3 separate regions of the Homo sapiens genome follow, and all the other regions are linked to region 1. A link is a loop called in an ENCODE intact Hi-C map of the cell type or tissue named here. Cell type or tissue: heart left ventricle. All regions are shown on one strand.

Evidence for each region. Hi-C counts contacts between places; a loop is a spot of excess contacts. Peaks named below come from ENCODE experiments on the same cell type or tissue, not always from the same donor. Only the 100,000 strongest peaks of a DNase experiment are listed, where the experiment ranks them.
Region 2: a loop joins it to region 1, with 2.3 times the contacts of the local background. A loop is called at or near these places in 18 of 110 quality-filtered maps.
Region 3: it touches region 1 in a loop (2.2-fold over the local background); 9 of 110 quality-filtered maps call a loop at or near these places.

Annotation. Positions count from the first base shown.
Region 1 is chr15:71,727,420-71,735,419 of GRCh38, forward strand. It overlaps THSD4 (thrombospondin type 1 domain containing 4), which reads left to right. Exons shown (of 18, transcript NM_024817.3): 9 at 1,130-1,305; 10 at 3,702-3,798. Among named protein-coding and RNA genes, the nearest start is that of THSD4-AS2, 40 kb to the left of the region's middle. In heart left ventricle, CTCF peaks have their summits at 3,327 (motif pointing left) and 3,530; no DNase peak of the experiment used is centred here; H3K27ac peaks cover 215 bases.
Region 2 is chr15:71,648,010-71,656,009 of GRCh38, forward strand. The region is part of intron 7 of THSD4 (thrombospondin type 1 domain containing 4); the gene reads left to right. Among named protein-coding and RNA genes, the nearest start is that of THSD4-AS2, 40 kb to the right of the region's middle. RefSeq lists an enhancer at 7,532-8,000. In heart left ventricle, a CTCF peak has its summit at 3,861 (motif pointing left); no DNase peak of the experiment used is centred here; H3K27ac peaks cover 2,174 bases.
Region 3 is chr15:71,383,092-71,391,091 of GRCh38, forward strand. All of the region lies in intron 6 of THSD4 (thrombospondin type 1 domain containing 4), which reads left to right. Among named protein-coding and RNA genes, the nearest start is that of THSD4-AS1, 200 kb to the left of the region's middle. RefSeq lists enhancers at 2,897-3,431, 3,495-4,388. In heart left ventricle, a CTCF peak has its summit at 3,525 (motif pointing right); no DNase peak of the experiment used is centred here.

The sequences.
Region 1 (8,000 bases):
GTGCAGTGACTAACACCTGTAATCCCAGCACTTTGGGAGGCTGAGGCAGGCAGATCGCTTGAGCTCAGGAGTTTGAGACCAGCCTGGGCAACATGGCAAAACCCCATCTCTTAAAAAAAAAAAAAAAAAAAAAAATATATATATATATATATATATATATATATATATACACACACACACACACACACACACACACACACACAAGCCAGGCATGGTGGTACATGCCTATAGTCCCAGCTACTCAGGAGGCTGAAGCAGGAGGATTCCTTGAGCCCAGGAGGTTGAGGCTGCACTGAGCCAGGATCACACCACTGCACTCCAGCCTGGGCGATGGAGCAAGACCCTGTCTCAAAAAAAAAAGGGGAGGGCTGGGAGGGGAGAAAAAATTGGATAAGAAAAAGAACAATGCAAGTATGATAAATGATATAAATCACCCATATTCATAAATAAAGGGGTAATAAACTGAGACTTAACCTCAGTGTTGGGGGGCAACAGGGAGGGGTGGGGACTGGGGCAAATCAGAGCATATAGGGTCCATCTGAGAGGGACAGCCATCCTGGGCTCCAGCCGATTGCTGCCATGAGGGAGTGTGAAGCCAATGTTAACATGTCTTCCTGGTTTATAAGAGAAGCCAGAACTCTTAAATTTTTTATGTGAAATATTTCAATTCTTAAATTTGGGCTCAGTTATTTTTTTTAATAACACTACAGAAGCCAAACTAAACCCATTTATGGGCCAAAATCAGCTCGTGGGCTGCCAGCGTGCAACCTCTCACCTAGATAATGGTATATAATATAAATACGTTTCCCTTCCCCCCTTTTTTCTCTTCCTCCTCTTTCTCCTTTCCCTCCCATTTTCCACATCCTTTTCACCTAACCAGCCCCCACCCTACATTTCTATACTAAGTCCAAGTGATAGAAGGGATTAGGGTGGGTTGAAGCAGTGATTAAGCCCAAGGGGATGTAATCTAGATGCCTAATGGCGCCCCAGGGCCTGGATCATTGCCTGGCACATAGTGGATCCTGTCAAAAACCTTGATGAATGAAGAAGCCAGAAACTGGGGGAGTCAGTTCTGTTTCTTGTGCACACCCTGGGCTTACCCAAAGAACTGTCTGATTTTTCTCAACAGCCCTGAGAAGTCGTTCTGGACGCTCCATCATCAATGGGAACTGGGCAATTGATCGACCAGGAAAATACGAGGGCGGAGGGACCATGTTCACCTACAAGCGTCCAAATGAGATTTCGAGCACTGCCGGAGAGTCCTTTTTGGCGGAAGGTCCCACCAACGAGATCTTGGATGTCTACGTGAGTTTGGATGTTTCTGGACTGTTCTTTGGATTTTGAATCTTGTCACTTCTAAGGAACATACTCTGAACAAATAAGCAACAAATCATTGCCCATACTCAATAAAAACCCTTTGAGCAGAGCCTGTTGGAGGCACTCCTTGAATGCTTGGCGTTCATCTTTGCCTTTACTTCTGAATGGGCCCAGCTCACAGCAACCTCCAACTCCACCAGATGCTTATTACCTTCGGAGTTTATTGACCCAGTAAAACCAATTTTACTTGTTGAACCAAATCAGAGGCAAAACATGCCCTTTATTTCATGAGCATTGGATCTCCTCCAGGCACTTTCCTTATACTGCTAATTTGGCATGTTTTCTTTTTATGGCAAAAGAAAGCAAGAGCCTAAAGGAAGGCAGGACCGCTCCCAGCTCCCAGCCCTGTTCAGACTCTGAGAGCAAATGAAGAAAGGAGAGCTCCAGAGCCCTCCAGATGAAACAATAAAGCTGAGAGTCACAGTAGAGAGATTTACTAGAAGCTCCCTGCTTCATAGAAGACAAAACCTTAATTTCTTTTACGTGAAACTAAGATATTAAATTGCTCAAGAGTTTTAAATGGTCCTTACGTTCAAAGGAAACCACTAGAATTCAATCTTCTTAAAAGACCAGGAAATAAAGGGTGATAAGACATAAAAGCTTGAAATAACATTTTGATAAAAAGATTGAGATCACCCATGAATATACACATTATTTCTGTCCCCAAAGCTGAGCTGATTAACATATTTGCTGTGTCAGAGTTTTAGAAATATTATTAATTGCATTGTCATTACTTCTCCACCTACACACAGTTCTATGTCCTTTCCTCTTGGGCCTAGTAGACTCGAAATTACAAAGGAAGCCTTGTTGTAGTTTATTTTGGATTTTTTTTTTAGACTGTCCAGTTGGTTGGTTGAATCTGAATATATTTTAAATGGCATCAGAGGTAAAAACTCAGGTTGTTAAAGGCCTACTGTGGGTGGTCTAGGAATGGAAGCCAACAGCAATTTCATAAACGGGACAAGGTTTTGCACTGGCAGAATGCTCAGGCAGAAGAGGCACCAGAGAGGGAGGGAGGATTTCCAGCCACAGACCGAGAGGAAGATTGTGTGAAAAGGGAGTGAGGGGATGAGGGATACACAGCAGGAACCTGAGGTCACACAACCGTGTCCCTTGGGGATTCAGTGCCCACCACGTTTCTGCAACGCCGATGGTTTGATATTGGTTCCTGGGTAGGAGAATCCCAGGGGTTCTCAGGTCTGCCTTCCTTTGGGTAATTTATAAAATGAAGACCCATTTCATCAGTAGGGAGTGGCAAGAGATCATGGCATAAACAGGAAGAATAGACACAGGACCCACCATGCAGGAGTGACTCAGAGATGCTTCTAGCTGGAAAGGACCTTTGAAAGTGACATGATTCTAACCTCTTCCTTCCCCAAGGAAGAAATCAAAAACTGCAGGGTGAAGGGGCTTGCTCTAGGTTACACAGCTGGTCAATAGGAGAGCTGCTTTATAAAGCAGCAGAGACAGAAACATCAAACCCGACCGTGTCTCCTTGCACGGCTCATATTTACACTGTGGATTCTCATTCTGCTGCTGGGTTTAGCCCACCACCCTGCTCCCCATCAGGAAATCCATGGGCAGCAAAGACTGTGTGCTCTAAATCCAATAGGGAGGGACGTATTCTGTTGGGCCATGCTCATTTAATATGTTTTCAGCCCAGACAATGTTCAGCTGCTGACTTCCACAGTCCTACGTAGATTCCTGCTTGCCATCCTATTTTTGTCATCATTCCTAAGAGAATATGACCCAGCAAGAGTTGGGTCGCTTCTACTTGTTTTCCTGGCCCCATGTCTTTGTGTTTCTGGGGCTTTCCCTGAATAAGAGGGAGGGACCTGGGGGCCAGCCTCACCAGCCAGGTCAAGAACTTTGAGGGAACCTAAAGCATCCCGGGGTGGCTCTGTCCAGGAGGTCTGCTGCTTGTTCGCATGACTTTGTCACGCCACCTAGTGTTAAAACAGTTCTCCTGCAGTGTACACGTATTTATCTGTGTTGGATGTTTCAAGAGCACTGAGCAAAATCTAAGGACAGAAAGGTTCTGCTACCGTTGCTCCATCTTCTCCTTTGGAGTTTAGAAAATCTTGACTCTTAGCTTAGTCTTCTTCTGATTTGCTCGGCCTAAGTTCTTCATTCTTCAAAAGTAAATGACAAAAAGCCATCCAGGAATAACTTTGTTTAATCTGCCACAGGTTCACTGATATTACTGGATGCGTACTAGAGTGAACCAACCCAGTCATTTCTCAGTAGTTCTGCAAATGCCATTGAAACCCAGAAGGGGTGTGCATACGTGCCAAGTGCGGTAACACTGATTTTTGTGTCAGCAGATGATACACCAGCAGCCAAACCCAGGCGTGCACTACGAGTACGTGATCATGGGGACCAACGCCATCAGCCCCCAGGTGCCACCCCACAGGAGACCAGGTAGAATCCCTTGTCTTGTGGCCGGGGACTCTGGTCATTTCCTTGTAAAGCCTTCTCTCTCTCAATTCTTGTGCATCCACCCTCTGTCTCTCGGTCAACACAGAGAAAATTGAGGGACGCATATTTCAAAGCCAAGGGGCCTTGACATTGGAGCAGGCTTCACCATTTGTCTGAGCCTTCACTGATGAGACTGTTTCATTCACTCGATTCCAAAATGGCATGAGCATCCTGGGTCTGCCCTGCCAGTTCAACATTTGAAATGCTTTATACTAGTTTCCAGGCCAGACAAGGGGGCTCATGCCTGTAATCCTAGCACTCTGGGAGGCCGACGCAGGTGGATCGCTTGGGCCCAGAGGTTCAAGACCAGCCTGTGCAACATAATGAAACCCCTGTCTCTACAAAAAAAATTACAGAAATTAGCCAGGCATGGTGGTGTGTGCCTGCAATCCCAGCTACTCAGGAGGCTGAGGTGGGAGAATCATCTGAGCCCAAGGAGGTTGGGGCTGCAGTGAGCCGTGATCAGACCACTGAACTCCAGCCTGGACAACAGAGTGAGACCCTATCTCAAAATTAAGAAAAAACAACACAAATTTACTTTCTTAGAGCTCTGGAGGTTAGAAGTCTGAAGTGGGTTTCATTGGGACAAAATGAAGGTGTCATCAGGGCCCCTCTCTCTCCAGAGGCTCTAGGAGAGAACCCACTTCCTCGCCTTTTCCAACTTCTAGGAGCCACCTGCCTTCCTTGGTTCCTGGCCCCTTCCTCCACCTTCAAAGCCAGCAGGGTGGCACTTTCAAATCTCTCTCTGACCCTGGCCTCATCACATCTCCTCTCTGACTCTCATCTTCCTCTCTCTTTCCTTTATAAGGACCCTTCAGATTACACTGGGCCCACCCAAGTAATCCAGGATAATCTCTCCTTCTCAAAATCTGTAATTTAGTCTCACCTGCAAAGTCCATTTTTGCTATGTAAGGTAGCATGTTCACAGATTCCAGGGATTAGGATGTGGACATCTTTAGGGGGCCATTATCTGTCTACTATATGCCTTTTCTCTTGGTTCCCCTTTTGTTTCTGTTAATAATACTTTGACCTATAAGACAAGAATAATGAGTTCACACCTAACAATCCATGTTGAGTCTTCCTGGTGGGCTCTGCTTATGGACAGAGCAGGCAGCTTTCTCTCGGCTGGCACTGGGCATGGGACTGCTCTCTGAGTCTGCAGACATTTCTCTACCGGAGGATGATGGAGCCCACCACCCAAATGCAGGCAGTCTTTTCCTTCCTTAAAATAGGAAGGTCTGCAGAAGTATTCATGGTAATTATAGCTCACACACATTGAGTCCTTGCTGTGTGCAAGGGCTTAGAAACTGCTGTGCTGAGCTCTTTGCGTAGATTAGTTCTTTGAATTCTCATGACAGAGGGAGGTACTTGGAGGGAAGTACTATTATTAGCCTTATTTTAAGAGTAAGGAAATGGAAGCTTAGGAAGAGTAAGTTAATAATTGTCCTGATCTCACACCTGGGCAGTGACCTGAGGAGGGCCTGTGTGACCATACTTTGTGCTTGTTATATCACTGAGAGGTTACTTGGTCCAATCCCTACCCTAGGAGGAAATAAAGGCACAAGTGCCAAACCCGCCCCATCCATTCTTCTCTGAACTTTGGACGGGATAACCAGGTTATCTGATTGCTACAGACTGGGGAGGACAACAGCTGGGTGCATCCCCAGAACATGGGGTGGGTGTGTTGTCCAAACTCCAAGTCAGCAAACTCAGCACAACAGAGAATTTTTATGTCATGTCCAGAAGCAATCCACAGTTTGAGAAACCAAGTTTGGGTAAGATTTCTGGGGTCCATTGCTGGTTTACAGGGATAATCAGACAGACTATTTGAAATCTATCAGGATGATGATGATTTCTGTCAGGCCTGATGGGGCTCAGCTCATGAATAGCATGGGGGTTCTGGGATCAGCTCCCTGGGACAGGGCAGGCCTGGAGGGGTCACCTGTAAAAAGTTGGTAAGCAGGGGCATTGTCACCAGGCTTCCTCTTCCATGTCAATGGAGTCTGGAGGCAGAGTTGGAATCCAGCTCTGCACCTTTTTGCTGTGCACCCTCAGGCGGGTCAGCAACCTCTCTGAACACACACCCAGTCTACAAAATAGAAGAAAAACCCTATAAGGTGGTTTTTGGCAGGGGAGAGGACATGGGAAGAGATTGAATAAATTAGTTGTCCATCCTAGCATAGAGCCCAGAACAAGGCACTGAAAAGACTTCTTAAATTTTTTTGTCCAACAACATCTTGGACAGTTCTCATTTATGTCAACATGCCTGGTCCTGATTTTGTTGGTCATATTTGCATGTCATATTTTAAACCATGAAGCATAATAACCAACTAAGTAAGAAAGCCCTGGCAAAAAAGCTGAGAGGTCTGGTGCAGTGGATCACGCCTGTGATCCCAGCACGTTTGGAAGCCGAGGTGGGCAGATTGCTTGAGCCCAGGAGTTCGAGACCAGCCTGGACAAAATGGCAAAACCCCATCTCTGCTAAAAGTACAAAAAGCAGCTGGATGTGGTGGCACTCACCTGTAATCCCAGGTACTCAAGAGACTAAGACACGAGAATCACTTGAACCCAGGAGACACAGGGTGCAGTGAGCCTCCTGCACTCCAGCCTGGGTGACAGAGTGAGACTCTGTCTCCAAAAAAAAAAAAAAAAAAAAAAATTGCTGAGAAAGCCCTAATTGTTGTTGTTGTTGTTGTTGTTGTTGTTGTTGTTATTGCTGAAATGGGGTCTCGCTATGTTGCCCAGGCTGGTCTTGAACTCCTGGGCTCAAGCAATCCTCCTGCCTCAGCCTCCCAAAACGTTGGGATTACAGGCATGAGCCACCTCACCCAGCCCCCTTGTAGTTTTAACTGTGTTCTACAGTAACCCTAGAATTTGCCTCCTTATTTTCTATTAAAATGAGACATACTTGAACAATATTCAGTCAAAATAGAAATATATACAGTCAAAAGCAACTGCCACATAATTGCCAAAACTTGGAAGCAACCAAGAAGTCCTTCAGTAGGTGGATAGACAAAAACTAATGGAATATTATTTAGGGCTAGAAATAAATGAGCCATCACGTCACAAAGAGACATGGAGAAACCTTCCATGCATATTACTAAGTGAAAGAGGCCACTCTGAAAAGACTACCTATTGTTTGATTCCAACTATATGACATTCTAGAAAAGTTAAAACTATGGAGACAGTAAAAAGGTCAGTGGTTGCCAGGGGCTGGGAGGACAGAGGGATGAAAAGGTGGAACAGGGAGGATTTCAGGGCGGTGAAACTACTCTGTGTGATATTACACTGGCGGATGCATGTCACTGTGCACTTGTCCAGACCCACAGAATGTGCACCCCCAAGTGTGAACCCTCGTATGGACTATGAACTCTAAGCAATAATGACATGTCCGTGTAGGGTCATCAGTTACACATGTACCAGTCTGATGTGGGATGATGGTAGTAAGGGACCCTGTGCCTGTGTGGTGGGAGGAGGTGTGTGGGAACTCTGTACTTCTACTCACTTTTGCTGTGAACCTAAAACTGCTCTAAAAAAAAAAAAAAGCCTATTAAAAAAAAAAAAAGTCCACAGCTCCCAACCCCATGCCCTTCCCAGAGGGAGTCTAACCCTTTGGTGGGATTTTGCCTAGCCCTTTTCTATGCATACACAAACATGTTTCCAGCCATTTGAATCATCATCTACAATCTCAGATGTGCAAGGAATATTGCATATTATTATTTTCCATTAGTCAGTTTAAATCTGACCTCAACTTCACCCTTCTTTGAAACCAGTAGATAATTCAATCGCAGTCTGCTTGGGGGTTACACACACACACACACAGACACACACACACACATATTCTCACTCCAGATATAAGGAAAGATCTAGAGTCTTAGACAAGCCAAAACATTGGCTAGACCCCCCTGGTGGTCTGTCCACACTAATTCCGCTGAGGTGCCACCGGGAGCAGCCTCATGGGGCCTTCAGGTTAGGGCTCTGCTCCTTCCAGTCTGCATGGGGGGCACAGGAAGCTGGTGAGGCTGGCAGCCAGGCCCCCTCTCCCGCTGCAGGGGTGGCTTCCTCCTGGGACACTGGACATTGTCTGGTACACCTAAGGATCCATGGCACTCAGGAAACCCAAGACTCCAGACTCCTACCTCTCC
Region 2 (8,000 bases), 79 kb before region 1:
GTTCTTACAAGAAGGGTTTCTGTTGTCCCAAGAGACAATACAACTAGCAGAGGAAAAAGATCCTAGACTTCGGGGCCAGAAGGCACTTATTTCAAACCCGCCACCATCACTTCTGTGTGAGCTTTGACCTATTACTTACCTTCTCAGAGCTTTGGCAAAATAGGGATAGTAATTCTTACCTCCTGGTGTTGTTGAGAGAATTAGGCAGGATAACATATTAGGTAAGGTGCCAAGCACATGGTGAGTGGTCCAGCCGTAACAGCTGTCACATATATCCATGGGGCTTCCTACTGCCTAAATCCCTACCAGATGCTTGAATGCCCTGATTGCATCTGTTTTCCACCTACAACTCATCTAAGACCATGACCCTACATGCCCAACCCATAGGCTCCATCCAGCAGTCTCCCTTGCTCTGTTTCTAAAATGAAAATAATCCCTTTCCAGTTTTTTAGGCTTTCCATAGCTGGTCTCCAAGACAAACCGGGAAAGACTACCAAAAGAAAGCATTTTCTTTAAGTTTTTTGTTGTTGTTGTTAATGAGAAAAGTTACAAAGATAAAAGAAATCTCTGGAAGCCTTGATCACCATTGTCCCAGAGCATTATTGAAATGCAAATAGATTGTGACAGTTTACCTGTTACAGCTCTGTCTTCAAACACCACTTGAGAATCATGTGAAAAGAAAGGGGGGTTTTGGTGGACAGTGCAAATACACAAGCCTCCCCTGTTGGTAGAGAAGTATATGTAGCTTGTGTGAAAAAGGGGATCCCATGGCCAGACTGCCAAGGGACGCGTCTCGAGGAGAAGGAGAGGCACAACATTTTACCAGCCCCTACTTCATGCCAGTTCTGAATTAGGTACCTTCATTTACACATTTCATTTAAGCCTCACAAGAGATTTGTGAATTATACTTTGATCCCTCATTTTACAGGTAACAAAACTAGGGCTCAGAAAATGATGTCACCTGCGGGTGTAATGTGCATTATTAGGAAGGCTCTTAGGTGAACATTCATGTGTCTAGAAGAAAAGACGTTTTGAACATATGGAACGTAGAAAAGAAATTTTTGTTAAATTCTTTAAATCCCAGCAAGTGCACTTCAGATTCAAAGTCCTTAGGAGTCCCCCCATCACTCAGAGCTTCTCTTTGGCTCTTCTCCACCATCTCCTAGTTTCTCCTCTCCCTTTCCTCTCTGTCCCTTTCCTCTCTCTCCAGCACTGGAAGCAAAACTAGGCTTTTCTATTTAGCCAGATCTCAGGGCTTTTTTGTTTGTTTTTTGTTTTTTTGAGACAGAGTTTCATTCTTGTTGCCCAGGCTGGAGTGCAGTGGTGTGATCTCAACTCACTGCAATCTCTGCCTCCTGGGGTCAAGCCATTCTCCTGCCTCCAGCCTCTCGAGTAGCTGGGATTACAGGTGCCCACCAACATGCCTGGCTAATTTTTGTATTTTTTTAGTAGAGATGGGGTTTCACCATGTTGGCCAGGCTGGTCTTGAACTCCTGACCTCAGGTGATCTGCCTACCTCAGCCTCCCAAATTGCTAGGATTACAGGCATGAGCCGTGCACCAGCCTGATAGCTTCTTTTGCTATGCAGAAGCTCTTAAGTGGATCCCATTTGCCAATTTTTGCTTTTGTTTTGATTGCTTTTGGCATCTTTGTCATGAAATCTTTGCCAGTTCCTATGTCCAGAATGGTGTTACATAGGTTGTCTTCCAGGGTTTTGGCAGTTTGGGGTTTTACATTTAAGTCTTTAATCCATCTTGAGTTGATTTTTTATATGGTATAAGGAAGGAGTTCAGTTTCAATCTTTGCATATGGCTAGCCAGTTATGGCAGCAACATTTATTGACTAGGGAGTTCTTTCAGTTCTGTGATAGTTCATTTGCTCTTCAACCATTTCCTGGTGAAAACAGCCAATAAGGAAGTCAGAAAAGGACTGCCAGCTGCAAGAAGTGACTTCTGACATCCAGAGGAGGGACGGCAGAGACCTTCTGGTAGTTGGAACTACTTAATATAGAGGGTGGCAATCTCTCACACCTCAGAATGTCTCTGAGTCATCTAGAGCAAGAGTCAGCAAGTTATAGCCCATGGGCCAAATCTAGCAAGTAAACCAAATCTAGCATGTGAGCCTAATCCACCTGCCGTCTGTTTGTGTAAATAAAGTTTTATTAGAACATAGCCATAAGTCATCCATGGCTGTTCTCACGCTGCAACAATCCAGCAGAGTGGCTGCAACAGAGACCATATGACTGCAATGCCTGAGGTATTTACTCTCTGGCTCTTTACAAAAGAAGCTTGCTGACCCACAATGTAGAGCAGCACCTTTCAAACCTGAATGTGCATAGGAATCACCTGAGAATGCTGTTAAACTGCAGATTCTGATTCAGTAGCCCTGGGAAGCGGTGCAAGACTTCTAAAATGCCCCAGACGATGCCTGCACTGCTGGTCCATGGACCACACTTTGAGTAACAGGGGGCCAGAGAAAATAAACTAAGGCTTATTGTAAGATTCTCCCCGGGGGCCTGAAAGCTTAAGGAGATGAATAACTCCTCCCTTCTCAGGCCCAGTCCCAAGGCACAAGGCTACTTGCACCAGCAGTGTGCTCCAGCAAAATAGCAGAAGCAGGAAGAGAGCCAGCCGGAAGACACGTACCCCTGAAAATCAAGAAAGAGGCCATCCGGGTACAACATAGCAGTAATGTCAGACTAGGACACTTCCTGTTTACAGGAGACTATAAAACTTTCGCCCTGTCCTCACTTGGGGCTGACGCCATTTTAGGCCTCAGCCCGCCTGCACCCTGGTGCTCATTAAAACAGCATGTTGCTCCACACCGCCTCCTGTTGTCTGTTGGCACGCTCTCAGGGTTCGAACCAGTACAAGAACCTTACACTTACTAGTCTTGATTTTTTTAAAAACTGAGAATTATAAAATATACTTTAGAAGGATTCCTATCCAAAAAGCTAAAATAAAAATGCATAGGGTTTTAGAGGAAAATTCTGATGAAAGAATGGGAGAGAGAGAATTATTATAACTAAATTCGATGAATGAATTAATGAGTATCAAGATCTATGCTCAGACCCTTGCTGTAAGATGGCTCCATCAAAGGCCTGCCCCCCAGTGGAGTTTCTGCCTCAAGAACACTAGTATTCTTTCAGGTTGTCAGGCCAGGAACCTTGGTCTTCCTTACTCCACCTTTGGTAGAACATCCATCTTCAGTCCAGTTGGCCATTCCTTCAGCGTGATGTTGGTGGGCCCTTGCCCTCCATTCTAATTTCATCTCTCTGGTCCAGGCCTCCATCACTTTGTGCCCATCTTAATGCAGTTGTCTGTGTGTGTCCCAGTCTCCAGTCTCTTCCATCTCCAGTCCATTGCCCGTGTTTGCCAGACATCTTCTGAAAAGAGCTCTTCAGCCTGCCATTTCCCACTCAAGAGTCTTCGGATTTAAGATCCCACACTTTCGTTGCCAGCCTTTTCTCTCATCATCTCGTCCCACTCACCCAGTCAGTCCTCTCAGCCGTCCCTGGAGATGGCCCAATGATAGCTAAGAAGCCTATATATTCCCCAATGTTGTAACTCATTTACACAGATTTTAAAGCATTTTTCTTGAACATTTTGGAAATACAAGATTTGAATATTTCACCCACCTTTTTTTTTTTGATGTTCCAAAAAAATTTTAAGAAATGAAATCATGCCTTAACAACATGGCAGAAACTTGCACATAAGAGCACAGTAAATATGCAGTCAGCCTGCATCTCTGGGTCCACCCTTCTTGTGTTTCTCAACAGTCATTGTTTTTGTTAATGTTGGATCACTGCTTCTTGTACTTAAACTAGTTGTTTAGGTAAGTACCCTCTTGCAAAGGCTTAGAGGTGCCATCTTGTGGAGAAAAATGCAAACAGGCACATTTGGCTGTGTGTTAAGGAAATGACAAAGATGCCGGCGTGAATCTCCATCATTGCCTTCTGGCCATGGGGACGGTCCCGTGAGAGCCTTCTGGGGACCTGCATTGGTAGACACAGGCCATCTGCGCTCAGGAGGCCCTGTAAATCAGGCCAGTGTGCAAGCAACCTCCATCCTGGATCAGAGTTCATCAACCCAACTCACTATTGCCTTTTTGCTGATAATCTAGCCTCCAGAACTCTGCCTTATAGGGTGTAGGCAGTGTCTCTCTGCTCCATTCTGCAAGGAACTTCCTAGTCTTGACCCCTTATCAGCCCCAAACCACAGCTTCTAACAGACCCATCCCACGTGGTTTTTTCCTGCTGCCAGCCCCTCCTGAGACACTAAAAAATTACAATAAAATCTGGCCAGACATATTATGATCTCTTTAAACACAATTCACCATACGGCTCTACACATTAAAAGTAAAGTGAAAGTCTAGAGGTTTCTAGTATTCTATACAAAAATATGGTTACCTTACTTTTATAATAGAGCAATTATCACTGTCAAAAGCTATTTCAGGCCTCTCTCCTCCTTCCCCCATTTCAATCCATGGAGGAGGAAAATTATGAAAGTAAAGCATTAGAATTTTAGAGTTTGGGATATCCCCACCCTCCAGAGAACGATGACCCTTGTTGGAATTGGGGGAGGTGGTAATTATCTTACAGAATATGATATGTTTACCTCTCGGGACTCCTTTCTTCAGATTTGTAAACATAGCTGCAGTTGATTCTTACCCAGTTTTATCCTACAAGAGCGCCAACATTTTCTTCCAGTTGAGTCCCTTGATAAGATGCTATCCTATTATGAACTAGGATGAGGTACTGAAAAGTGACAGCCATAAGCTTGATTAAAACCAGATCGCTCGTTTTACAATTGCTTTCATTTAGGAAGCCAAAATACCTTTTATGCCATGGACCATTTCTTCTCTTCAAATGAATGGCATCGTCAATTTGATCTTCATTGATTCCTGTTTCCAATTTAATTTTGTGTATATACAGCAAATTTCCCTCCCTTTAAACATGGCAGGATTCTTCATATCAGGGCTGTATCTCTTTTTAAAAGAAAAATTTTGGCACCAGAAGGGACCTTAGAGATGAGCCAGTTCGAAGAGCAGGTTGGTCCTGTAACTTTGATCTTTTGATTCTTCAACCAGCTGCTCTTTCATTCAACAAACGCTTATTAAACACCTACCAAGTCGCAGGTACTGTGCTCTTTGCAATACATAATGATACTCCTGCTGAAGCTAAGCCAAGAGGCAATCTTAAAGAACTCGAGAAGGTTTGATAGCAGTAAGGAACTATTTTTGGAAACTGGATAATTAAGTGTTCTTTGCTTATTAGCTTCTCTGACATTTACAAAGGCTGTTTGTGCACTTCTGTGGAACTACCATCATTTTAAAGCTTTCTGGGGAATCTGTCATGTGCTCCTCGGTGTCCCATGAGCTTTGGAATAAAGAGCAGTGATTCTCAACTGAGGGTGATTTTGCTCCCATGGGGAACATTTGGCAATGTCTGGAGACATTTTTGTTTGTCACACTGAGAGGGATGCTCCTGGCATCTGGTGGGTAGAAGCCAAGGATGCTGCTAAACATCCTACAATGCATAAGGCAACCCCCATAAGAAAGACCTTTCAGGACCAAAACATCAGTAGAGCTGGAGTTGAGAAGCCCTCACCTTGAGGAAGAAGAGCAGGCAGGAGGATGAGAAGCTAGGTTTCTAAACCCTGACAGTCCTTCAACCAAAGCAGTTCTGCTCTTCTCATTTTGCATAGTGGAGCTTTGGATTTCCACATGAGATTTTATTTTTGAAGTATATTTTTTTCTACTTAAAAAAGTTGAAGACTACTGTGGTAGAAGACAACTCTCTGCCTTCTGTTTTACAATTGAGTCACTTTGGAACAAATCAAGTGGGTGTATATGATACAGGATGAGGGCAGTCAGGGGTAGATTTGGAAGCATCTACCTGAGCCTTGGTTTTGGCTGCACAGGACTCGACATTTACAAACAATATTGAAGTGATTTGATTGTGTCTGACTTTCAATTTAGACCAGGGATTGGCAATTTTTTTCTGTAAAGGGCCAGATCTAAATATTTTAGGCTTTGTCGACTTTCCTGTTTGTGTTGCAACTACTTAATCTGCTGTTGCAGCACAAAAGCAGCCATAGACAATAACTAAACAAATGGGAGTGTTTGTGTTCTAATAAATCTTTATTTATAAAAACAGGTTGTGAGCCAGATTTGGCCTACTAGCTACAGTTTGCTGACCCCTGATTTAGACTGTAAATAGGAACCTTGTTTGTTTTACCTTCATGTCTCCGCTGCCTACCACTGAATTGGCACGTAGTTGAAGTTGGCTCAGGAAACATTTACTGAACTATATCGAAGGTCAGTTTTACAGGCATAAGTGTTAGAAGATTTTAATGAGAATAACAACTGGAAAAAGATCCACCCAGAATAGATTAACTGTTTCCTTATGTTGAACATTTAGGATGTTTCCAATTTTTTATTAACAATACTGTGATGAGCCCTTCATACAGAAACTGTTGGCCTGATTTCTTATTTCCTGGCATAAATTCCTAGAAGAAGAATTTACTGGATCAAACGGTCTATATTGCTAAATTGCTTTCCAGGAAGGTGGTATTGATCTACATGCCTAACAGTAATAACAGGAAGATATTTATCATATACAAAGGATTTCTTTCAACAGAATGTCATGAATAAACGTTTTGGCATCCATATGCATTTCCACGAATTAGCTCACCGTAAATATAAGTAAATTGGTGTCAGCTACTAATCATTTTAATATTCTCCCATACTGTTCTACCAGCATGATTATTAAGGCACGCTGTTTTACCTGTGGGGGTCATCTAGCCAAACAGTTGAGGTTACCCTATCTCATGTGTTTACTGAGCACACACAGACACATCTGCTTCCCATTAGGGAATCAGGACCTCCACTATCTGAATGCCTGGCACCAGCCTACCCTGCTGTGAAGGACAGAGGCCTCCTCCCTGTGAAATTCACCTCCAAATATGTCATCCAGATTGCTCATTTCCCTCAGGAAATTTCATTCAGGTTAATTTTGGCACACAATTGGGGGTAATTCTTGAGCAATTTCTCCTGTGATGGCTTGCGATGTGTAAAATTTTCCTACAACGTGTTGCAGAAATCACTGGAAAAAATACAAAGGACATCTGATGGTTATCCACTGGTCTTTGTAACAGCAAGAAATATCTATTCTGAACAGCAGTACACGATGAGCAAGAAACATAAAATAAAGGTAGATCAGAGAGTAGATGTTCTTTCTGGCCTTTTTCGACAGGTACCGTTTGAGCAGTGAGAATGTAGAAGCTGTATGAGGTGTCTTGACTTTATGGTGAACCTTGGCCGATTTTGTTTTGTTTTGTTTTTTGCACTTCAAAGTTTTCTGAATTTCACCAAATGAAGAAGAAAATATTTCTGACTAAGAAGTAGTAGAAAGTGTTACAGAAGTACGGGTGGGTCCGGGTGGTTGTATGATGATGAGATTTACTTAAAAGTGAATAGACTTCAGACAAAATAAAATACATAAAGACAAAGATGACAAAACCCAGCATTTTCTGAGAAGCCACCATATTGCAGAATTCTGCTAATTACATTCTATGTTTGCCTCATTTGATTTTCCCAACAGTCCTAAGGGGTAGCTGCTCCATCCCCATCCAGGCAGAAAAAAAATCCCAGGGCTCAGAACAGCTCATCAAAATGTCCAAAGATACAGCACTCGTCAGCAGCAGAGACAGCACAAGAACGCATATTCTCCTGCCCACCCAAAGCAGTGGTGCCTCGGAAAGAGTCTAGACATAGGTCAGCACTAAGTCGTCCCTATCAGCGACCAATTGATCAGCCTCCTGATACACAAACCAGAATTCAAGCCAGATTCGTTTCTGAACACTGTCCTTGGGAAGAAGATCTGGATGGTGGTGGAAATGTTTTCAGCACCTACCTCAAAGAGAAGTGACCAATCCAGCATCACACAACAAGCCAGGGACTGGGCCAGGACTGCACCCCAGGTTTTCTGGTTTGCAGCC
Region 3 (8,000 bases), 340 kb before region 1:
GCCCTAAGTGATTTCTAGTTTGCTTATTATAATTTCTGTCTTCCTACTTTTTGAATTTCTCCAAATTGCTGTAAATAGAGGAAACTGGTTTTGGACCCTGTAATTTTGGGGGACCAGCAGGGGTCCCCCTCGTCTGTCCAGCCTTTGGTAGATTTGGCCTTTGTTTTAACCTCAGAAGTCTGTTTGACTTATCCCCTTTTATCATAAGCATCTAATGATTTTTTTCCTAAATTTGCATTTCCAAAGTGATGGCTTAAGCAAAGCTAGGTAGAACATTTATATCTCAAAGGCACGGAACTGAGACTTAAGGCTTGAATACCATCATTTGCCCAAATCAAGAAAGAAGGTCATACTTTAAGGCCTACTTAAGGCAAAATGGCCACTGTGATATTGTGATATATTGCGATATAAATTTAAACCAGTGTCTTTTCCATTTTGAGAGTTTCAAATGACTGGATCCTTCCTCTGTTCCTGGTACAGAGAGGCTGACAACTTTACGAATGTGGATTTTTTTTAATTGATGTAAATTTCTTTTACAAAAGGATTTCAAAATAGCCAGCTAAATGCCAGAAAAGTGTATAGTCGGCCCTCTGTATCTGCTTCTGCATCCATGGATTCCACCAACCATGGATCGAAAACATTCAGGAAGAAAAAAACAATACAATCGTAAAGAGTCATACAAATAAAAATACAGGATAACAATCATTTACATAACATTCACATTGTGTTAGGTATTATAAGTAATGTAGAAATGATTTCAAGTATACAAGAGGATGTACGTAGTTTATATAATACGCCGTTTTACATAGGAGACTTGATCATCTGCAGATTTTACATCTGCAGGAAGTCCTGAACTAATCCCCTGTGGATATTGAGGAATGACTGTATTTGAGAGACCAATTTAGTTCAATAGGTGGTCTCTTTGCAACTTAGCTTCTGTTTCTTAGCTAAAATTACTAATTCAGGGCAGAGCTCATTAACAAATAGGGCAAAGAAACTATTTTGTGGCCGGGCGCGGTGGCTCACGCCTGTAATCCCAGCACTTTGGGAGGCCGAGGCGGGCGGATCACGATGTCAGGAGATCGAGACCATCCTGACTAACAAGGTGAAACCCCGTCTCTACTAAAAATACAAAAATTAGCTGGGCGTGGTGGCGGGTGCCTGTAGTCCCAGCTACTCAGGAGGCTGAGGCAGGAGAATGGCGTGAACCCCGGAGGCGGAACTTGCAGTGAGCCGAGAGTGCGCCACTGCACTCCAGCCTGGGCAACGGTACAGAGCAAGACTCCGTCTCAAAAAAAAAACAAAAACATGAAACTATTTTGTGTGCCTGGATTCAGCATGGATAGCACTGAAAAAGATGAAGCCTTCCTTTATCTGAAGGTATACCTTTATAAACACTTTATCCAGCTTGCTTTTTGCCTTCTGGATGAGGTAAGTAGCTAAGCCAAAAGGTTAGCAGATTCAATTTTTCTTTCAATTAGTTGCTTCAGTTTTTTATTTGCCTTTTGCAAATAGTCTTTTAAAAGAGGCAATAAAATTTTTGAAACCTTCTTAGAAGCATCTGCACATCAATAGGCTTCCCGGGTGAGCCTAGTTCTGGAGCCCACATTTTAAAATGCACTTCTTAAAGTGCAGTGCCGTTCATTTGGAACCATCCACATAACGGCATTGTAATTTTAAATTATCTTCAGTAAGACTTTGCCTTTCAGGGCCTAATACTAATACATGTAAAGGTAGACATGACAAGAAAGTGGAGTACTCAATTCTTCCAAAGTTAAGGATCCCATTTTTATGTTGAATGTTGGCCTTGGCTCTCAGATCCCCTTAACCAGCTTAGCCAATGATTTTTCTTTACCTAAACATGCAAGAAAAAGAAATGATGAGGATAGGACACAAAATCCCTGCAAATTTCTGAAAGCTGGAGTTTGCACCCCCTTCAGTAATTGCCATTTACTGCCAGTTTCCCTTTGATTCTGTCAGACATCTGAGGCCTATAGCTGGATCCAGTCCAGTTAATTATTGGATCCAATCCAATCCTGGATCCAGTCCAGTTGCTTTCGTGACTTCCGAACCCAATTCAGTTAAAAAAAAATTGCTCATATAAACTAGGAGAGCTCTAGACACAACGCTGTGGAGTTCAGAACTCAAGAGAAAAACTAACCCATGACCTCCAGTTACAAACGAGAGCAGTGAGCACTTTGGGCTCCATGGATACCTCACCTGGTTGCCTGGTGTTCCTGGGGGTCATTGGAGTCTGACTTTGAGTCCCACTTGTGACACTAATCTCTTAAAAGAAAAACCTTAGACAAATAAGAGTTTAATAGAGCAAAGAACAGTTTGTGAATCGGGTAGCCCTCAGAAGCAGAACAGGTTCAGAAAGACTTTGGGGCTGCCACATGACTGGACACTTATGGACACAAAAAGGGAAGGATTGTACAGAAAACAGAAGTGACTTATAGAAACAGCTGGCTCACTTAGAGCTTGGAGTTCGCTAAAGCGAATAAATTTGAACCTGGTTTGAATACGTGGCCACCTGTGATTGACTGAAACTTGGCTGCCCTGATTGGCTGAGACTCAGTTATCTGTTACAAAGCCAAATTCCTAAATTAGATTTATGGTTTGTTTACAGAGTTAGGTTTTGGTTACATAAGGGCTTGAGTATGCAAATATGGAGGCTTTCTCAAATCACGTTTCGTTTAATTTAACACCTTCATAAATAGGATGGACTTAAGAGATCATCCCAACCTCCTTACTGTACAGATCAAGAGATGGGGGTCCGGAAAGCTGCTGATGTTCATGCTGTGAGTTTAACACCAGGAAACAACAATTTATCAGTAGAACTGTGTGTTAGTTTAAAGAAAGCAATGGCAGAATGGAGGCAGAACTCTAAGGAAAAATGAGGAAAGTGATGCTTAAGTAGCTAGCGGACCAACAGAAATGTCAGAGAAGAAATCATATTCTCTGTCTCATAGGCACCAGTATTTCCTGGGACTGTTTACTGAGTAGGTGCTTAGTGAAGATTGAATAAATGCCAACGTACAGAAAAGCAACACCAGAAATCAGAGAGTGACAACCACAGCCTTGTTTCTGCTGCCCAAATGTTAATGGGTTGACTTCCATTAAAAATCAAAGACAAAACAGGCAGCTACTTAATGGTTTGCCAGCCAAATAAAGAAGCTCATGCTGTGAGCAGCTAAGATAATAGTTCAAAGGAATGCTACCCAAGGAGGACAGGTAAGCAATTTCCAGATTCAGCCAAGGGTTCCAGGACTAACATAAGGATGTACAATTATAAAGAAAGACTGATGAGGACCTGCCCAAAGCATGTGGAGAAGGCCAAGAGGGGGTTAGGGGAGGTGCTGCAAATACCATGACAATAGAGACCACTGGGAACCTCAGAGAAAAGGGAAAAGGGGCATATATTTTCAATAAAATACTGACACATGTAAGAGAAAATGGAAATGTGAATTAGACATAAATTTATAGAAAAATAAAGCTAACATTATCTGCCTTTAATGCAGACATTTAAATTTCCAGCAGATGGAGATGTTACCACGTGAAAGAGAAGTTTGACAGGTGGACTCAGCTTCGCTTTCTAAAACATGATGGTTTGTTTCTTAGGAGTGAGACAAAGAGAAGACCCCTAAAATAGGTAGACTCCTGAGCTTTAAATAAATAATACTTTTTAAAAGAAACTTTAAGTGTTACCTGAGTTCCTAATTCAGAGGGTTAGCTTTTTAAATGATGAAAGCATTCGCCAGTTGTTTCCTTGTTTTAGAAGAATTTGGCAAAAATCATTTGTTTTCTAAGCTTTGTGTTTGGAAACAGAACAGAAAAGGATTCTGTTCGCCTCGTAATCAACATGTATTTGCATTACACTGCTTGCTACTTTAGGAGGCAAGGTTTCCGGGTTTTCTGTTTTTGTTTGTGCTGTCTTTTTCTTTTCTGGTCTCTAGAGATTCCTTTGCAGCCTATGGGCATAGGGTCAAGTTGTTTTCAGTTTGCTTGTGTTTTGTTTTAGGCTTCTTAGGACTTGGGCCGGATGCTTTTATCACGTTTGAAGAATGAATAGCTGTGCGCTGGAAACTACCTGCTAGGCATAACTCATTAACGTTAAAAAAAAAAACAGGCTGAGAGACTATAGAAAGGGATCTTTTTGACTGACATTGTTGTCTGGGTGAACTCAGGTGTTAGGGAAACATTTACATTATCTGCTCAGGATGCTGTGATTTGGTGATTCTCTCCAAACCAAATGGTACCCAAGAATCGGGGCTTACACGGGGTTTCACTGTAGACAGACAACGTGCCTTGAGATTTAAAGGGTATCATTTTTTTATAATTTGTTTTCCTTCCCTAGAGTCTTTTTCCTAATATGTATAAACAAAATAACTCAAAATTCATTCAAATGCATTTTCAGGAAAAAAGGAAATATGCTGTTTTAGATTTTAGTCTTAGAATAAATTCCAGGTGGAGGATGAATGGGTCAGTGGGTATGAATTATGTTGCCTGATATCTGTCTTACTTTCCCAAAAGCTGTACCAGTCATATGAAGATACAACTTTCATCCCGAACTTGCTTTATGTGCTGTCCTTAAAAAAGAGAGAAATCTTTCTTGTTGATTGTAAGTATATACAACAAAGGCTTAGAAGGAAATATTATGGTCTGGTCAGGGAATCTCAGGCATGTAGCTCAGAATCCTGGTCAGCACAGCTTAGGAAAAGCATCTTAAAGATTTTTTTCTCAGCCCAGAACCCCTCTTCCAAACTGCTCTAGGTTCAAGCAAAGGTTACCCTCCCTTGGCCAGGGGACCTCTTGCTGCCTGCCAGCCAGGGATGTCTGGATCTTCTTTTGATCTTATTTTCCCCCCTCAACCCAGAGCTATTTAATCTCTCCTGGGAGAGACAGAGGCATTTGTTATTTGGCCATCAACAGTTAACTGCTTTTGTGGTTTACACACATAAACAGAAGACAAATCAAAACTACACTCAGGATATCACACTTTCTCTGTAAAACCTGAGACTTTAACAAGAACTTACTTTACCTTCTTTCACATAAATCATCCCTTGAATTCATCCAGAAAGAGGCAATCAGTTTGCGTTTTTAACACTCTTGAGGGCTTCTTAAATTTCTGCTGCATAGCTGCTTGGTTTGTTCCCTTTAGCCTGTAGGTGATTCATTAATTTGCTCACCAAACCTATATGGAGTACCCACTAGGTGCCAGGTACTTTATAGTAGGAGAATGTGGGTGAAGTGATGGAAATTTATCCTTAGTAATGGGGAACACAGCAACTTTCATGCAGGCTTTATTGGTTTTGGGTCAGTAATGTCATCTTCATTTCCAAAGGACGGCTGATTTTTCCATCTACCAGAATGTGTTCCTTACTGAAAGGTCTTCTGTTGTTCAGCTCTTCCTGTATGCCCAGCTTTAGATGAAGGGGGGAAAAATAAAAACAAGAAAGCCAGTCCCTATAGGACAGAGTGGTCTGGTAGGAGATCATCTCAGCTACTCTAATTTGCTCACCAATTTTACTTACTTGTTTCATTCGAGTATTGATTTGATTCTTTGGAGAGAGTGTGTGTGTGTGTGTGTGTGTGTGTGTGTAGGGAGGGAGCAGGCTTTGGATGTTTGTATGGACTCAGGCATATTGAGTCCTTTTTTAAAAAAATTGTGATAATATGATAAAATATATATATATAAAAAACATAAAACTTACCATCCAATATGGTTTGGCTGTGTCGCCACCCAAATCTCATCTTGAATTGTAGCTCCCATAATTCCCATGTGTTGTAGGAGGTGACCCGGTGGGAGATAATTGAGTCATGGGGGTGGTTCCCCCATACTGTTCTCATGGTAGTGAATAAGTCTCATGAGATTTGATGGTTTTATAAGGGGAAACCCCTTTTGCTTGGTTCTCATTCTCTCTCTTGCCTGCTGCCATGTAAGACTTGCCTTTCACCTTCCGCCATGATTGCAAGGCCTCCCCAGCTGCATGGAACTGAGTCCATTAAACCTCTTTGTCTTTATAAATTACCCAGTCTTTATCAGCAGCGTGAAAATGGATTAATCCACCATCTTAACCATTTTTAAGTGTACAGTAGTGTTAAGTACATTCACATTGTTGTGCAACAAATCTCTAGCATTCTTTTCATCTTCCAAAATGAAAACTCCATACCCATTACACAGAAACTCCCCATTTCCCTTTCCCTTCAGCCCCTGGCAACTATTATTCTACTTTCTGTCTCTGAATTTGACTACTCTAGGTACCTCCGAGCAGCAGAATCATATGTTATTTGTCATTGTGTGACTGGCTTATTTCACTTAGCACAATCACCTCAAGGTTCATCCATGTTGTAGCACGTGTCAGAATTTCCTCTTTTTTTTTTTTTTAAGGCTGAATGATATTCCACTGTATGTTTATATCACATTGTGTTTACCCACTCATCCACTGATGGGCAGTTGATTGCTTCTACCTTTTGGTTACTGTGAATGATGTTCCTATGAATGTGAGCGTATTCATATCTCTTCAAGACTTTGTTTTCAGTTCTTTGAGGTATATACAAAGTAGTGGAATTGTTATGTGGTAATTCTATTTTTAAATTTTTGAGAAACTGTCATACTGCTTTCCACATGGCTATACTATTTTACATTCCCACCAACAGTATATATAAGGGTTCCAATTTATCCACATCCTTGCCAACACTTGCTATTTTCTGGGTTGTTTTTTTTTTTTTTTTTGACACAGAGTCTCGCTCTGTCACTCAGGCTGGAATGCAGTGGCATGATCTTGGCTCACTGCAACCTCCACCTCCTGGGTTCAAGTGATTCTTCTGCCTCAGCCTGTAGCTGGGACTACAGGCGCCCACCACCACACCCAGCTAATTTTTGTATTTTTATTAGAGACAGCATTTCACCATATTGGCCAGGCTGGTCTTGAACTCCTGACTTTGTGATCCGCCCACCTCAGCCTCTCAAAGTGCTGGGATTACAGGTTCCATTTTTGAGGGTGAAATAATAAATCAGAATGAGCAACATATTCTGGGCAATCCCTGAATTTTCAGATAAATAGAAACAAAGCAGGAAATGCTCACATTGGCCTTTATATATACCTACTATCAAAAACCAGACAGGATGGACCCAGTGAAATATAGGCCAAGGGCTTAAGAGAGCTCATATTACACTTTCTGTCTTTTGATGTTATCTGAGTTTCATGGCATTATCTGTTTTTGGCGAACGTCCATATGACTTTAGCTGGACAAGGAAACCAGGAAGGAAATAGGAAACCAAGATGGAAAGAAATATTTCCTTCCTTTACCCTTTTTTACTTAAAGGGTAAAAGTATTGGAAGATTCAGGATTGCATAGATAAGCTGTGGCAAGTTTGACTTTCCTTTACATAAGTCTACAGAGGCTAAATCCAATTTTGGATCTTGTATCTCCCTATGTCTACTTTGTCATATAGCCCTCCTTTGACGTCTAGCCCTCTGAACCCACAGTAACAGGCCTTGAATGTCCTTGATTTAAACTCGTGTCTGCATTTGTCAGAGCTCTGCCCTGAGGAGTAGTTTACCATATTGAGTTACCTAGCAATTTTCCTTGAATCCTGATCTACAGAGTAGAGTTGGAAGGGGAGTAGGAATAACTGGGATTACTGTCAGAAAAAAATCACATCCTTTCATCTCAAATATATTGGGCTTTCAAAGAAAATTTGTCTCTTTTTCCGGGCTCCTCAATTTTTAGGTAATTATGATTGGCTAAATCTTTTTTTTTTTTTTTTTTTTTTTTTGTACAGAGAGGGCCTTGTTCAGTCACCCAGGCTGGAGTGCAGTGACACGATCATAGCTCACTGCACCCTTGAACTCCTGATGCTCAAGGGATCCTCCCATCTCAGCCACCCGAGTAGCTGAGACTACAGGCATAAGCCACCATGCCGGCTAATTTTTTTTTTTTTTTTTTCTGAGACCATGTCGCGCTCTGTCGCCCAGGCTGGAGTGCAGTGGCAC